2 separate regions of the Mus musculus genome follow, and region 2 is linked to region 1. A link is a contact called in ENCODE Hi-C or POLR2A ChIA-PET data. All regions are on one chromosome and are shown on one strand. The core of a region is the stretch at or near the end of the contact, and the rest is flanking DNA. Distances in the headings are between cores, read along the strand shown. Region 1 holds the start of Traf7 (TNF receptor-associated factor 7). Region 2 holds the start of Syngr3 (synaptogyrin 3).

Region 1 (7,081 bases), core at 2,701-5,200:
TGGAGACCTCCTTAGGATCCCAGGCAGGGTCTCGAGTGCTAGTGTTAAAGCCCATCCCCACCCCCACCCAGTCTGAATCTCATGTGCTGAGGTGTTGGTGTGTTCTTGGCAAATCCTGAATTTGCATTTTTTCTCACCCTTTAATTTGACCCAGTTAGCAGGGGGTTGGGAGGAAGGCCCATTTCTGGAGACAGGAAAAGGGGCTCCCTCCAGTGGGACCTGTTCTTTATCCTATACAGGCCTGGAAGACTGTAGGTCTCCTTAAGCCCTCTAGGTTATAAGAGTCTAGGGTGAAGTAAAGGCTGAAGTACCAGAGGGAGGAGGAGAGGCATGAAAACGGGTCTCCTTGCCTGTCATGGCCTCCCCCTCCTCCTCTTGGTTTGTAGGGCTGCTTGGTTTGCACCCCTGTTCAGGGTGCAGGAAAGGCGAAGCACCCTCCTGTGCCAGGCAGATGCCAGGCTGAGCCTGGGTCCCTCAAGATCTGGAAGCTCTGGAGAAAGGGAGAGCCAGGCTTGGCCTCCTGTAGCTCCACCCTCTAGTCAGCCCTTCTTTGGGATGACAGGTGGATGGCACTTTAGTCTAGTGTCTCATCTTGAAAGGGACCGATCTGGAAAACTTGCAGACAGCAAATTCACGAATATCCCCTATATATCAACCATAGATCTGGGCTCTGTGGGCACAGTAGAGAGTCAGACAAGCATAAGACCATCTCCTGGGAAATGGGTGTCCCAGTGACTGAGGGGGGAGGGGATAAAATCAGCTTCTCCAGGCAGGGTGAAGGAGCTCAAGTTGAAGGTGCTCCTAAGCTAGTATCTGTCTTTATGCCGGAAGTGTACTAACAGTTCCACACTTTTGACAAGTAGGAGCTGGTATGACCTGGGGTGTACGTGCTTGTTAACAGAGGCCCAGGGTTGGCACTGGAGGCACTGTAGGAATGGGATAGGAGGGCCTCCAACTTCCACTCAGTGGGAAGTCCATCCATTGCTTCTATTACTGCCTTTCCTACTTCCACCAGAGGATGGCAGGCATCCTTACTGCTTGCTGGCTGCTTCTGTTTCAGAATAAAGTTCTGGATGTGGATGGCATGAAGGTGAAGCTGCAGGTGAGGTGACAGGAGTGTGGGGCTGGAGACACAAGGGAGAGAGGTTGGGCAGTATGACCAGTGCCTGTTGCCACAGATCTGGGACACAGCTGGTCAGGAGCGGTTCCGAAGTGTCACCCATGCCTACTACCGAGATGCTCACGGTAAGCCCATTGACATGGGGTCTGGCTATCCTCCACATAGTGTGGGTTGCCTACTGGCATGGGGGCAGGAGGCAAGTAGGCACACTTATGGGACAGCAGGTGAGGGTGATGCAGTCACTTGGGAGTATCTAAAAGGGTGCAGGTAGTTAGGAGCCACCAGGCCCCCCCCAGGGACGTCTTCATTGCTTTCTATATCCAGCACTGTTGCTGCTCTACGACATCACCAACAAAGATTCCTTCGACAACATTCAGGTCAGTGGCCTTGGTGGGGGAATGAATCAAGACTGTCTAAATGGCATCAGGAGCCCGAGTCCTGTTACTTAACAGGAAGGATAGACATGATGAACCCCTCAGCTCATGGTTGCCAGGCTATTGGCTAACTCAACGGGCCTGGGTGACACCTGGCTCCATTAGCAGGACCACCTGGATAAATAAGGGCTTCTAGCAAAGCCACTCAATCAGGTGTGGCACAAGAGGCCACAAGGACCAGCCCTGAGACTGGCCTCAGCTTTCCCTATACAGGCCTGGTTGACAGAGATCCAGGAATATGCCCAGCAGGATGTGGTGCTCATGCTGCTAGGGAACAAGGTAGGACTCTGGGCCTGTCCTCTCCAGCCTGGCCCACAGGGTGCACCGGGGACAGGCACTAATGAAATCCCTGTGCCTGGCCAGGTTGACTCTACTCAAGACCGTGTGGTAAAGAGGGAAGATGGGGAGAAATTAGCCAAGGTGAGTCGACAGGGAGGACGATGAGGGTGTTCTTGAGATTGGGACACTGAGCTGCCCCCAGGTGCCCAGCACCTAGCTGGCAGTAACTATTTGCAGGAGTATGGGCTACCTTTCATGGAGACCAGCGCAAGGACTGGCCTCAACGTGGACTTGGCTTTTACAGCCATAGCAAAGTAAGTCCTGGTAATGAACAAACACTACCTCACATTCTAGGATAAGTGGGCTACCTTGTTCTATGTTATCTACATCCCCTCCCCTGTTGCTCTTCAGGGAGCTGAAACAGAGATCAGCCAAGGCTCCCAGCGAGCCGCGCTTCAGGCTGCATGACTATGTTAAGAGGGAGGGCCGAGGGGTCTCCTGCTGTCGACTCTGAACCTTGCTGAAACTCAGTTCCACGCTGGAGGAAGCAGTTCTGCCTTTGAGAATTGCCCGAGTCTATAGACTTGTCCTCAAAGGATGGATGCCCTAGTGTCTTCTCAAAGACACCAGAGGCTAATGCTTACCCTTTGCCCCAGTGGCCACCAGAAATGGTCTTGAAGCATAAAAACCAGGCCACAGCACATTGCTGCCCTCTTCTGGGCACTCCCAGAAGTGAGGAGGGGGACCACACGCAGCACACTGCTCAGACAGGACCCCACTCAAGGCTATGTCAGTCACTGTCCATTTGTTGGACTGCTTCCGACTCACTAGGAGGCTGATATAGGGACGCACAGCAAGGTCAGAATGATAGAACCCAGTCACAACTTAGCAGGCTGGCCCAGTCCGTTCCACTTTGTACTAAAGTCACCAAGCCACAAATGTTGAGTGAAAACCTGTCCTCTAAGTCCCTATTAATAAAGGTGTTTCTGGAGTTTGTGTCATCTGTGGAAAACCACCTCCTGGGGCAAAAATGGCTTAGTGGGGGGGTAAAGGTACTTCACCTGGGGAAACACTTAATTTACACATGCGCTGATACCGTCACCAAAATTCCCACAGGAATAGTTTACTATCAAGATTAGGGTGCCCCACAGCCTATTCCTTAAGTAGTGCTGGCTTATAAGGTCACCCTAGATTAGAATGATTCAAACAGAATATCTTAGTCAACCCCTTTGCGGACTGTGTGACGCCAAACCAGGGCCTCTACGGCACTGTGCTATCAGCACATGAAATCACAACGTCTGAAACCACAGTAAGATTGCATTTCACTTTATTGCTAAGAAACTCAGATACACGGATGCCCAGCTTACCAGCCAACACTCCTACTCGTTGGATCTCTAGATGCAGCCGACTCAACATGCCCTGAAAAAAAAAAAATCAAACATAAATCTTTACTTTGGTTAACTTTTCACTCAAAACCCATCCAATTAGTGACGTCGCGCCCAAGCCTCAGTCTTATAATGTAATCAGACTACGCATGCAGTTTTCATACGAGGTGTCAGAAATTAATTCATCACGGGCTTGGGGCTGAAAAGGGAAGCCAGGCCCGACCAGTTCATACCTGCAAAAATGGAGTCAGAAGAAAAATGGGGAAGGGTTAAACCCTTAGGACTAAAGCACTTCAGCTCGGGAGGAAGGCAGATCTGTAGCAGAGGTCCTTTGAGTTCCATTCGGCGAGCACTACTCCCAAAACGTTCCTTACAAAACCTAGATGAAAGGGACCACGAACACACTCACTCCCAAAAAGAGCGACTGCTCGCGAGGCTCAAGAGTTTATAGAACTGCCCCTTATGTGATTGGGCCACCTCTGAGGAAGTGCCCACCTTCCTCCACTGCTGATATGCTCCTCGAGCTGTCCTGCAATTTCCACCAATCGTACAGCGACTTTTGTTTTGGAGGCGGTATTTTGAGTAGCTCGAATATCCTCCCGGTTGTAGAGCCATTGAGTCCATGAGTGACGAGTTCAGTTAGCCAATCAAATTCCAATGTGCAACATAGAGTGATTCTGAAGCTACCAATCCGGTCCTTCAGTACAGAGGTCGCCGGAAGTCGTAGTTTAGGAAGCTCAAAGCGTGAAGCAGCACCTAGAGTTCCTGAAGTCCGTGAACTACAAGTTCCGACCTGCCCCGGGACTTCCGGCTCCTGTATCCTGAAACCTTTCCCGGCCGCGGGCCGAGAGGGGCAAGATGATGCCGGTGGGTGAAGTCGCTGCTCCTAGGCAGCCGCGGGCGGGTGAGTGAGTGCGCGGAGCACAAGACCTGGGGCTCCTTCTTCCGGGGAGTGCGGTGGAGCGCGGGCTGGTTGTGGGAGCGTCGCGAGCGGTCGTGGGCCTAGCCTGGGGGGCGGGACTGAGACGGCTGGGGTCTCAGCCTCTATAAGTCCTCCTGACTCCAAGTAAATCCGTCTGTCACTCCTTCCCTTCACTCTCTCTTTCGTTGTCTTTGCACTCCTATGTTTTTTTGAGCGCTGCCTGTGTGCCAAGCAGTATCCTAGGCTCTGGAAAGTCGGCGGAGAACCGGATTCCAAACTGATAAGCTCATCTGGTACGCGGTTTTGAGACAGACCATTCTGCCTCTAGGGTCCTGTGCATTGTACGCAGTCCAGCAGCAATTCTGAGTTTGTTCACTGAATGGTAGTAGTAACACCCACAGCCCTGTTTTGTTATGACAAAAATGTCTCAAGACTTTGGTAACTGTCTCCTTGTGGCAACTCACCTGCAGTACTGTTATTCTAGTTAAAATAAAAAGTTAAAAATCATGAGGAACTGTGATAAGTTTTACGGGGGGGGGGGAACTGAACACAGATAAAGTATTGAGTATTGGGCGTTCTTAAATCTTTGGTAGGGAGACCTACAGTTAGCTGAAGATCTGATGGAGAAGCAGTCAGTCTTGAGACATTTCAGGAAGAGCCTTACAGGCAGGGGGAGTCAGAGGAGCAAGCCAGCAAGTATAGGTAAGTGATAGGTAAGGTTAAGAGGCAGAGCAGGGTAAAGTCTGAGAGCCTCTGGTATGTGTGATGATTTATGAGTCAAGTAAAATAGTGAGGAAGCTAGACCAGCGTCTTCTAACCCTCACTAGAGGCCAGTTGTCCCAGCCTAGATTCTTTTGAGGCAGGCCAACATGATCAGATGAGGCTGAGGTCTAGAGATATCTGTCTCATCTCCCCTCCTGCCCCGCTCCCTGCACGCACAGGCTCATTCCTTTGCAGCCTTGTTCTTCAGGGGCCTCTCCATGTCCCAGATCTCTTTCCTGAGGATCTTTGTGGCAGGCGCTGCTGCAGTCATAAAGACAATCCTGAAGATCCTCTATACATTCATGTTTCTCTGCAGAAACTCAAGTCCCTGTACCCTGAGGTCCTAAATCTATTTGCAGCTGTCTCTTCAGGAAATGAGAATGGCTGTGTACAGCCTGACTAAGGTGACTAGGAAGGAGTGGCCAAAAGTATTGCCCAAATCCAAGAAGTTCCTTGATATAACTTCTTGTAGCTGTACATCAGAGTCTTTCAGGAAATGAACAGGAAAGATCGGGGTGTTTAGTAATGAGCTGAGGCTGACACACTAGAAACAAATGGAGCTCCATACCCTTTCTTTCTGGCTGGCTTCTAGTTCCTTGGGGGTCAGACTAAACAGTCTTTGGGGGTATCCCTATTCTAAGCCCCAGAGGGTATACATCTCAGATGAAGCAATGCCTGGTGCAGAAAATAGGAAGAAGGTCGAGCTGAAGCTACCTCTGATAGCTCCTTTCCGACTTGGATCCATTAAAATGTTTTATAGTGAGAAATACAGTCTCCTTCAAGGTCACGCAACTTACCCAGTTATTCCTCTCTTGCATGGTCAAAGTAGAATTTGAACCCAGGTCTGTCTGAGTCTAGAGCCCATGGTCATTATTACTCTACCATAAGCGCCATATGTGTGAAGTGCCAGCCTATGGCTGCTTTTAAGAACTGTCAGCTGGTTGTATCGTACTGTAGACAAGGATTCCCATAAATCTGTAGGCACCCAGCAGTTTATCAGATCTCTGACTGGCTTGTGCATGAGAAACCCCCATCCTTCAACAGATACTCTTAGTATCCCAGAATGCCAGTCCTAGGGAAGAGTAAATGGCTTAAAGAAAATAGACTTCTAAGACTGAGCTGCTAGTGTCGGACTTGATGATTCTTGAAAGTCCCAAGCAGAGGAGGTCACAGTATAGAAGCATAGAAGCCAAGAAATAAACGCGTCCAGTTCCAAGAGAGCCAGAGGAGGATGCCAGAGGGGGTCGCGTTTGCAGGGGAAACGGCCTTGATGAGTGGAGCTGCTGTGGGTGCCGGAAGCAGGTGTGGGTGGGGCTGGAGAGGTCTCTGCTCTTCATCCTGCTGGCCTGGGACTTTAGTGATTTACCCAAGCTTTTGTGGGGTGGGATGAAGCATACACAAGGGGGTCAAAGCCACTTAAGCAGATCCCTGGACCTGCTGCCACAAGTTTGATACCAGTTGGATTTGTTTGAGACAGCAAGGCACTGGGATGGGATGACATATATCTCAGAGTGTTCTTTCTGTGTGCTCGGATCTGGCTACTCTCCTCCCCTGGGAAGTCCTCTGCACTTCTAGACAAAGAAAGCCTGATTCCTATACCATAGACAAGGCAAATAAATGTGAGTGAAGTGAGGCTAGGGCCCCTGGCAGCAGGGGAATTGAAGTTCACTGAGCTCTGAAGGGGTTCAGCCTGGGCAGGCCAGGTACAGAGGCTGGATATGGGGTGTAAGAAGGAAGCAGAACACTGGGCAGGAGAAGCAAGTTAAGGGACCCCCGCCCACTGAGTTGGGATTGTGGGTATAGACAGTAGGAAAACTGAGGATGGAGGCCTAGCTGGGAAGCTGGGAGGGAAAGAGGCAAAAGGTTTTTTGTGTCCAGGGTTTTTAGAGATTCTGGGAGATCTTCAAGTCTGAGGTAAGCAAAGGCACTCTGGGGACCTTGGCTGTAATACCCTGCCTGCTTGGGATGGAAAAGATGTGCTTAAGGGGACATTCAAGGGAACAGCCAGAGGAAGTGCACATAGCTTTGTTATGGCAACCAAGTCTGTTTCTATAGGATTTGGCAGCCAGATCTGGTTTTGAGCCCGGGGGAGCTGAGGTAGGGGCTGGACATTCTTCAGGCCCCCGCACTGGCTTCCTCATACCAGGAGATGTGCTTCAAACTCTGGCAAATATGAGCA
Region 2 (7,081 bases), core at 3,159-5,658, 160 kb before region 1:
TGGGCAAGCCTGATTTTGACTGCTCGAGAGTAGATGAGCGTTGGCGTGACGGCTGGAAGGACGGCTCCTGTGACTAGAAGATTACCAGCAGTTCGTGAGGGGCATCTAGCCTGGTTCTATGGGCAACAGCCTGATTGACGATTAAAGTGCATCTGAGCCAACACTTGTTTCTGTAGTTGATTTCTGGATGTATTCAAGAGTTTAGCGTACTGACTCTCTAATCTGTGCAACTTATCTGTGTAAGAGAGTTTCAGAGGCGCTGTCATCTGAATCTCACTAATTTTAGCTTCCTTAAGGCTGGATTCAAATTCTTCAATGGCTCGGTGAACATTTTTATGGTTTTCTAAATGGCTTTCAACACTTGGCAAATCTGAGCCCCATTCAGTGCGGTCCAGCTGCACCTGCATCTCATCAACCCAGTTCAAGAGATCTTGAACAAATTTCATATTGACTTCCTCTTCTGTCAAGTTCTGATCCAGCAAAGACGACTTGAGAAGGGGCTTTCGGATCTGCATTAGCTTCAGAGTCTGTAATGAATTTGGCTCTACCCCTAAACTGAAGTTTGGAGCTACAACTGAAGGGAACCCAGGTGCATACACCGGAGTAACTGATGGCGTCAGGCGGGAAGTCATCCCGGACGACAAGCCAGAAGTCACGCTAGAAGACGTCAAGGAAGGGGTTAAACTCTGGGTTAGCCCTGAGTTCAGGCTGGGGTGTAAGGTTTGTGCAAATCCTGAGTTTAAGCTTTGAACACTGCCTCTGGGAACCCTGCCACAGGATTAAGAAATGGAGGTGCCTACTACAGACACTTGGGTGGCCTCCTCAGCGAAAGCCCCATGAGACTGAAGGTGAGAGGCAGGAGTGGTCCAGGTGCCTCGTACCCTTCATTTGGGACATAGTTGCCCCAAAGGAAGATGGGCTAGATGATTGCCTTACTACTACACAGCCCTGGCTGCCTACAAGAACTGTGATCCTGGCAACTCTGCCATTTCAGAATTGAAGCAGGGTTCCCCAGCTCCAGCAGGGTTTTTCTCTTAGGGTGTACCAACCATGGTGCCCACTGTCAGCCTGGCACATGGTCTTCTGCAGCTATGACAAGCATGTCAGCAGAGGGTCCTGGGAACAGCTTCCTTAGCGTTTGAGGCCAAAATAAACTGAAGTGACTTAGGGGCTGGTTTCTGTGTGCTTTGTGTTTGGGCTTACAGTGGTGGACTGGCTCGGTTTGGCCTGTCTGTGATTAGTTGGGCCCTCTTGTCTGGAGTTGGCAGAAGTCACCATGGTGCAGCTGAGACACACATTTCAGGGAGTGTCAGAATTTCCAGGGTGATGAAGAAGCTGAAGAAGACTAGGGGTCTGTGGGGGTACAAATGGGGAGTGGTCAGAGTGTCGCCAGCTGGGATTGTGTCTCGGTGAAGTTGAGAACTGCTGAGTATAAACTCTGCAGCTGTTGAGCATCTCTGGATCTGCTCGGCTGGATCGATCCTTGAGGCCAGACTCCCAACCACAGCATCCCAGCAGCATGTGTGCCCCAGTCCTATGATCACAGGTGGCATGACTTCCCCACCTAAGGAGGCCCTTAGGTGTGCTGGCTTCTACAGAGGATACTCAGAGGGGTCCAACAGCAGAAAGGATACAGGAGCAGCTGGCCGGCTGAGAAGCTGCCCCTTTCCTTTTCCAGGACTACTCTCTGATGAGGCTTAATGCAGCCATGCTATGGAACCAAGGGTTTCCTGTTAAAAGCTGTGATCATCTGCTTGTACTGCTGGCTAACTTTGCTCCTTCCCCTTGTCACTTCCCCTTTTCCTGGCTTTCCCTGAAGTCGCATACACACACTAGCCTCCTATTTATACTTCACTTAAGAGCACTGGCTGCTTGCTGTTCCATCACCCATGTAGTGACTCGATCAGTAACTCCAGTCCCGGGGGACCCATTACCCTCTTCTGGTCTCTGTGGCTACCACGTACAAAGCCCATTCAGAAATATATCCAGGCAAAACACTCCAGACACCTTTGTTGCCGTGTCCTCTCCCCAAACATACGCAGGGTTTCTCTGTGTGGCCCTGGCGGGCTTGGAACTCAAAACCTGTAGAAGACCAGCTTGGCCTGGGACTTCACAGACATCTTCCTGCCTCTTCCTCCTGAGTGCTGGGATTAAAGGCTTGTGCCACCACTGCCTTTTTCAAAACACATTAAATCTCCCCAACCCCAAAGAGCTAGGTATGATAACACACATGCCTTTAACTTTACCCTGAGCACTTAGGAAGCAGAAGCAGATATCTCAAGTGTGAGGCCAGCTTAGTCTACATACTAAGTTCCAGGCTAGCCAGGGTTACATAGATCCTGTCAAAAAAACAAACAGCCGGGCGTGGTGGCACACGCCTTTAATCCCAGCACTGGGGAGGCAGAGGCAGGCAGATTTCTGAGTTCGAGGCCAGCCTGGTCTACAAAGTGAGTGACAGGACAGCCAGGGCTACACAGAGAAACCCTGTCTCAAAAAAACAAAACAAAATAAACAAACAAACAAAAAAACCCGACAATAACTTTATTCACTTACTTTTGGTTTTTTGAGACACAGTTTCTCTGCCTACATCTGCCTCCAAAGTGCTGGGATTAAAGGCATGCGTTACCACTGCCCAGCCAATAAATTTATTTTTAGAAAGTAAATCAAGCCAGGCGTGGTGACACATGCCTATAATCCCAGCACTTGGGAGGCAGAAGCCAGTGAATTTCTGAGTTAGAGGCCAGCCTAGTCTACAGAGTTAGTTCCAGGACAGCCACGGCTACACAGAGAAGAGAAACCCTGTCTTGAAAAACCAAAAAAAAAAAAAAAAAAAAAAAAAGCTTCATTTTGTCCCTGTTCACAGAGCATCTGGGTCAAGACAAGCAGAACTTGTGTGAAGGAAGGTTATGGTTTGAGCTGGCATTTGAGAGCGGTCAGCACAGACAGAGGGATAAGTACTCAGCAATGAAAAAAGGTAAACAGCAGAAGTGTAAGCTCATGGGTGAACCGGAAGCAAACATTTCCAAAATGCAGGGTAGGGGCTTGGTTATACTGGGTTTTGAGGGAATGGAGGAAGAGGCACTAGAAATAGATGGGCAACAGCTTGAGTTTGCTGCTAAGGGAGACAGAAGTATGAGCACGAACTGTTTGTTTTGGTGATAATTGGGAATTTAAAACCCCATGCATGCTACTAGCTAAGCAGGCATTCTACCACTGAGCTCAATACTCAGCCCAGGAATGGTGTTTTTCAAAGAATATGCTGCATTGTTTGGGTGTTGATGAAAATGACGGAGGAGAAGGACAAAATGGGTGATCACACAGATCTGTTAATAGCTAAAGGAGATGGGATGGGATGCTCACCTGCATCCAACTAGACTGAAACAAGACAGACCAGAGCCAGTGGTTCCTCCAGCTACACTTTCCTCTGAAGAATGAACAACAGATCACACAAAGTAAAGTGTGTAGTCTCTATATGTGGGAGCTTTCCTTATACCCAGCTCTGGTCCCAGGAAGACAGAGATAGGTAACTGGGGCCTTACCCATGATCAACTACACCCTAGCTTCTGTGACCATGAAGGTGAAGCCATTCAGTCTCTTACCAGCCTGGCACTGAAAGAGCATCAAGTGGCTCTGTTAGTCAGGCTGTGGGGCAGAGGAATCCCAGCAGAGGTCAGGATAATTAGGCAACAGCTGGGACAAGATCTTATCTCTGGTAATTCTCCCCTCCCAGAACTCAGGATTAATTAGCTACAGATCAACCCAGACCAGAGATGGAAAGGGCTTTTGGAAGAAATGACTTGGCCTGAGGAGAACAGGCATGCTCAACCTTAACTTCTGCTGGCCACAGTGGACTCTGCTTCCCAGACAGTACCCCTGACAGTGACAGAACTGCCACTCTCCCCACCTGACCCTGTTAGGAAGGTACAACCTATGAAGAAAAAGCCAGAATACAGGGGACATGTGAGCCACAGACAACACAAGTGTGCACAACACCTCTGAGCTGAGCTTTTCTTGATTCAAGGGCTAGTGAGAACGCCCCGCCAGAGATTTACCTCTGGTCTTCTGAGGTTGAGGGCTCGTTCTCTCTTCCTGAATGTAAAGGTCAAGATGCTGGGCCTCAGTTTCCTCTTACATACTCACCAAAAGGCTCTCCTGATCAGAGAAGCAGGATGCTGCACTTGTCCTCCTGTCGATGCTCTTGGCTATGACAAAATCTGAGCTTACCTTCTCTTGCCCACCTCTAAACCCCATAAGGGCTTCGTTCTGTGTCTCTTGAGAATGTCCCTATCTCCAACTCTGTCATACGGGGGAGAGCGAGTGGGAAGGATCCAGGGCAGGGCTCAGACCCCGGCGCATGGACCTAGTCGGGGGCGCTGGCTCAGCCCCGCCCCGCGCGCCCCCGTCGCAGCCGACGCGCGCTCCCGGGAGGCGGCGGCAGAGGCAGCATCCACAGCATCAGCAGCCTCAGCTTCATCCCCGGGCGGTCTCCGGCGGGGAAGGCCGGTGGGACAAACGGACAGAAGGCAAAGTGCCCGCAATGGAGGGAGCATCCTTTGGCGCGGGCCGTGCGGGAGCTGCCTTTGATCCCGTGAGCTTTGCGCGGCGGCCCCAGACCCTGTTGCGGGTCGTGTCCTGGGTGAGTGGTCCCTAAGCTGGCCCCTTCCCTGTCCCCCGCCTCTCTTAGCATCCCTTATCCTCCACCCTCACCCACCCCCTGCCCATCGCCCCTCACCCTCCTCTCCGCCGGTCCCTCCCCCCACCCCCCGCCCGCAGGTTGGGGTGACGTCACATGGCTAGGCGCGCCCACCTGCGGGCGGGGGAAGGGACGGCGGCTGTTACCAATAGACCTTGAGAGGTCACCACTGGTCTCCCCCTGCCCTCAATTCCTCTTAAGGTCTAATACAGTCCCCTTCCTAGGTCTTTTCATTTTTCCGGTTCCCACGACCTGGAAGTAGGCACAGAGTTGCGGATGTAATTCTCCCAGTATATCAGGGACTTAATTCCACATGGAAGAGGGGGTATAGGAGCCAAGGAGAATGCGCAGTTTCTTCCCTTTGCCTGATAACATCCGCCAGGCTCATTTGGAGGGAGCGGTTCTTCCTAGATCCCTCAGGTCTAGCTGTGAGTTAAAGGAGCATAAGGAGGCTCCCTGCTGCTGTAGCTAGAAGGGGCTCATCTGGGAGGGCTTCCTGGAAATGGCATGGAAGCTAGAGACGGGGAGTAATCTATCTCATTAGCGAATGTCTTCCCTGTCCTAGGCATTTAGGAGATGGGTGCTAAGTTCTGGATTTTGGATTTTGTCCATCTGGGAGTCCTCTAATCTCCATGCCTGTCTTGAAAGAGGGCGGTTCCCAGGGTGGAGCCCCACCCCCACCCCCCAAGACCTCGTGGACTGAAGGAAGAACAGTCTCTGGTCCTGACTTGTGGATTGCTTTCAAGAAACATGAGCATGCTGTGGCGTTTTTCATGACTACATTATCAAGGAGTTTAGTTGAGAATTGTGGAATGATAGGAGTTGAGATGTTTCTTAGAAATGTCCTAGACGTCTGCACTAAAATGACTGTGGTTTGCTTCTGTCCTGCCTTGGAGAACTAGTTGGTGGGCAGAGGGTCCTGAGGTTGGCTCAAACCTTAGAGCCTCAATGCTCTTGACTGATATTATGATAACTGACTACTCACGGGAATCTATTCTGAAATGCCCACTATTGCTGGTGGACATTCTTGGACCCAGCATTCCAAACTAGGCTCCTTGACACCATGTGGGACACTGAGGAGCACACACACACACAGGTCCTGTGTGCAGAGGTCAGGTTCGAAAAGGGAAAGGCTTGTATATTTCTCTAGACAGCTGTCCCGTGACTTCACTCTCCACAGTGCACTGGCCCACCACAACCCTGGAAATCACTGATGTAGGTGAAGGCTCCTGCTTCCACGCTTCCAGTAAACTCTGGGAGGCCATAAGGTTCTAAGACCGGAGGAGTGACTGCCCTGAGAAGTACAGTGTGAACCCTTTATACTCCCTTATAAAGGGGATAAGAGTGGCACCTCTGATATTTTTGATTTAGATCACCTGTAACTAAGCTACAGTCTGCAGCTGCCATGTGGGTGCTGAGAAGTGAACACAGGTCCTCTTAACCGCAGAGCCATATGTCAGCCCTGTATTAGAGCCTCAAGTAGCCAAGGCTGTCTTCCTCTGATCCTTCTTACTCCACCTCCCGATCAATTGTTGAGATTACAGGCATGCACCTCCTTGCAAACGTAAATGTAAATATCAGTTTTTGTTTTGGTTTGTTTTTTCGAGGCAGGGTTTCTCTGTATAGCCCTGGCTGTCCTGGAACTCACACTGTAGACCAGGCTGGCCTCGAACTCAAAAATCCGCTTGCCTCTGCCTCCCGAGTGCTGGGATAAAAGGCGCACCACCACTGCCCGGCATAAGTAGCAGTTTTAATTACTCCTTAAATGCTTCTTTATTTTCAATAATTGTGCAGTACACGAGGGAGTGAGAAATGGGTTCGGTGCTGCAGAGGAACTCTGGGGCAGGTATGGAGACCTGAACTCTTGACAGGGGGAACAGATGCCTCAAGCAGTGGCGTGAGGCTCTGCTTGCTGCTCTGCAGGTGTTTTCTATTGCGGTGTTCGGACCGATTGTCAACGAGGGCTACGTGAACTCCGACAGTGGTCCAGAACTGCGCTGCGTCTTCAACGGAAATGCGGGAGCCTGCCGCTTCGGCGTCGTACTAGGTCTAGGGGCCTTCATCGCCTGCGTGGCCTTCTTGCTGCTGGACGTGCGCTTTCAGCAGATCAGCAGCGTCCGAGACCGTCGCCGGGCTGTGCTACTGGACCTGGGCTTCTCAGGTGGGCGGGGCCAGCGGTGAAAGGCGGGGCCTAATGTAGGGTGCGGTGCTGGTGCGGGACCTGATGCCTGAGCGAGGGGGGCGTGGGTGCCCTCAGAGGAGAGACAGAGCCTGATTCTTTTGGGAAAACCGTAGGATCTTTGTGGGGACGTGACTGGGCCCCTAAGGAACAGGACTAGGCGCGGGGACTGCCGCAGAGCTTCTTCCGGGGCTGTGGCAGGCTGAGAA

The links. A loop is a pair of places that touch in the nucleus more often than their neighbours do. ChIA-PET counts read pairs that join two places held with the same protein, here RNA polymerase II (POLR2A).
Region 2: POLR2A ChIA-PET joins it to region 1 with 28 read pairs in embryonic stem cell. The contact joins the promoter of Syngr3 here to the promoter of Traf7 in region 1. A Hi-C loop is called at or near these places in 1 of 37 maps with a recorded cell type or tissue (heart). POLR2A ChIA-PET finds 5 or more read pairs at or near these places in 4 of 5 experiments (Patski and embryonic stem cell).

Annotation. Positions count from the first base shown.
Region 1 is chr17:24,524,807-24,531,887 of GRCm38, reverse strand. Traf7 (TNF receptor-associated factor 7) reads left to right here and starts at 3,950. Exons shown (of 21, transcript NM_001172113.1): 1 at 3,950-4,122. It overlaps Rab26 (RAB26, member RAS oncogene family), which reads left to right. Exons shown (of 9, transcript NM_177375.1): 3 at 1,061-1,102; 4 at 1,179-1,245; 5 at 1,445-1,497; 6 at 1,768-1,833; 7 at 1,918-1,974; 8 at 2,071-2,147; 9 at 2,245-2,834. The coding sequence ends at 2,347. Rab26os (RAB26, member RAS oncogene family, opposite strand) reads right to left here and starts at 3,637. Exons shown (of 2, transcript NR_045289.1): 1 at 3,452-3,637; 2 at 3,144-3,252. It overlaps LOC115488833 (a small nucleolar RNA gene), which reads right to left and starts at 3,412; the gene lies at 3,335-3,412.
Region 2 is chr17:24,687,276-24,694,356 of GRCm38, reverse strand. Syngr3 (synaptogyrin 3) reads left to right here and starts at 4,408. Exons shown (of 4, transcript NM_011522.3): 1 at 4,408-4,636; 2 at 6,617-6,854. The coding sequence starts at 4,538. It overlaps Gfer (growth factor, augmenter of liver regeneration), which reads left to right. Exons shown (of 3, transcript NM_023040.3): 3 at 1-1,166. The coding sequence ends at 77.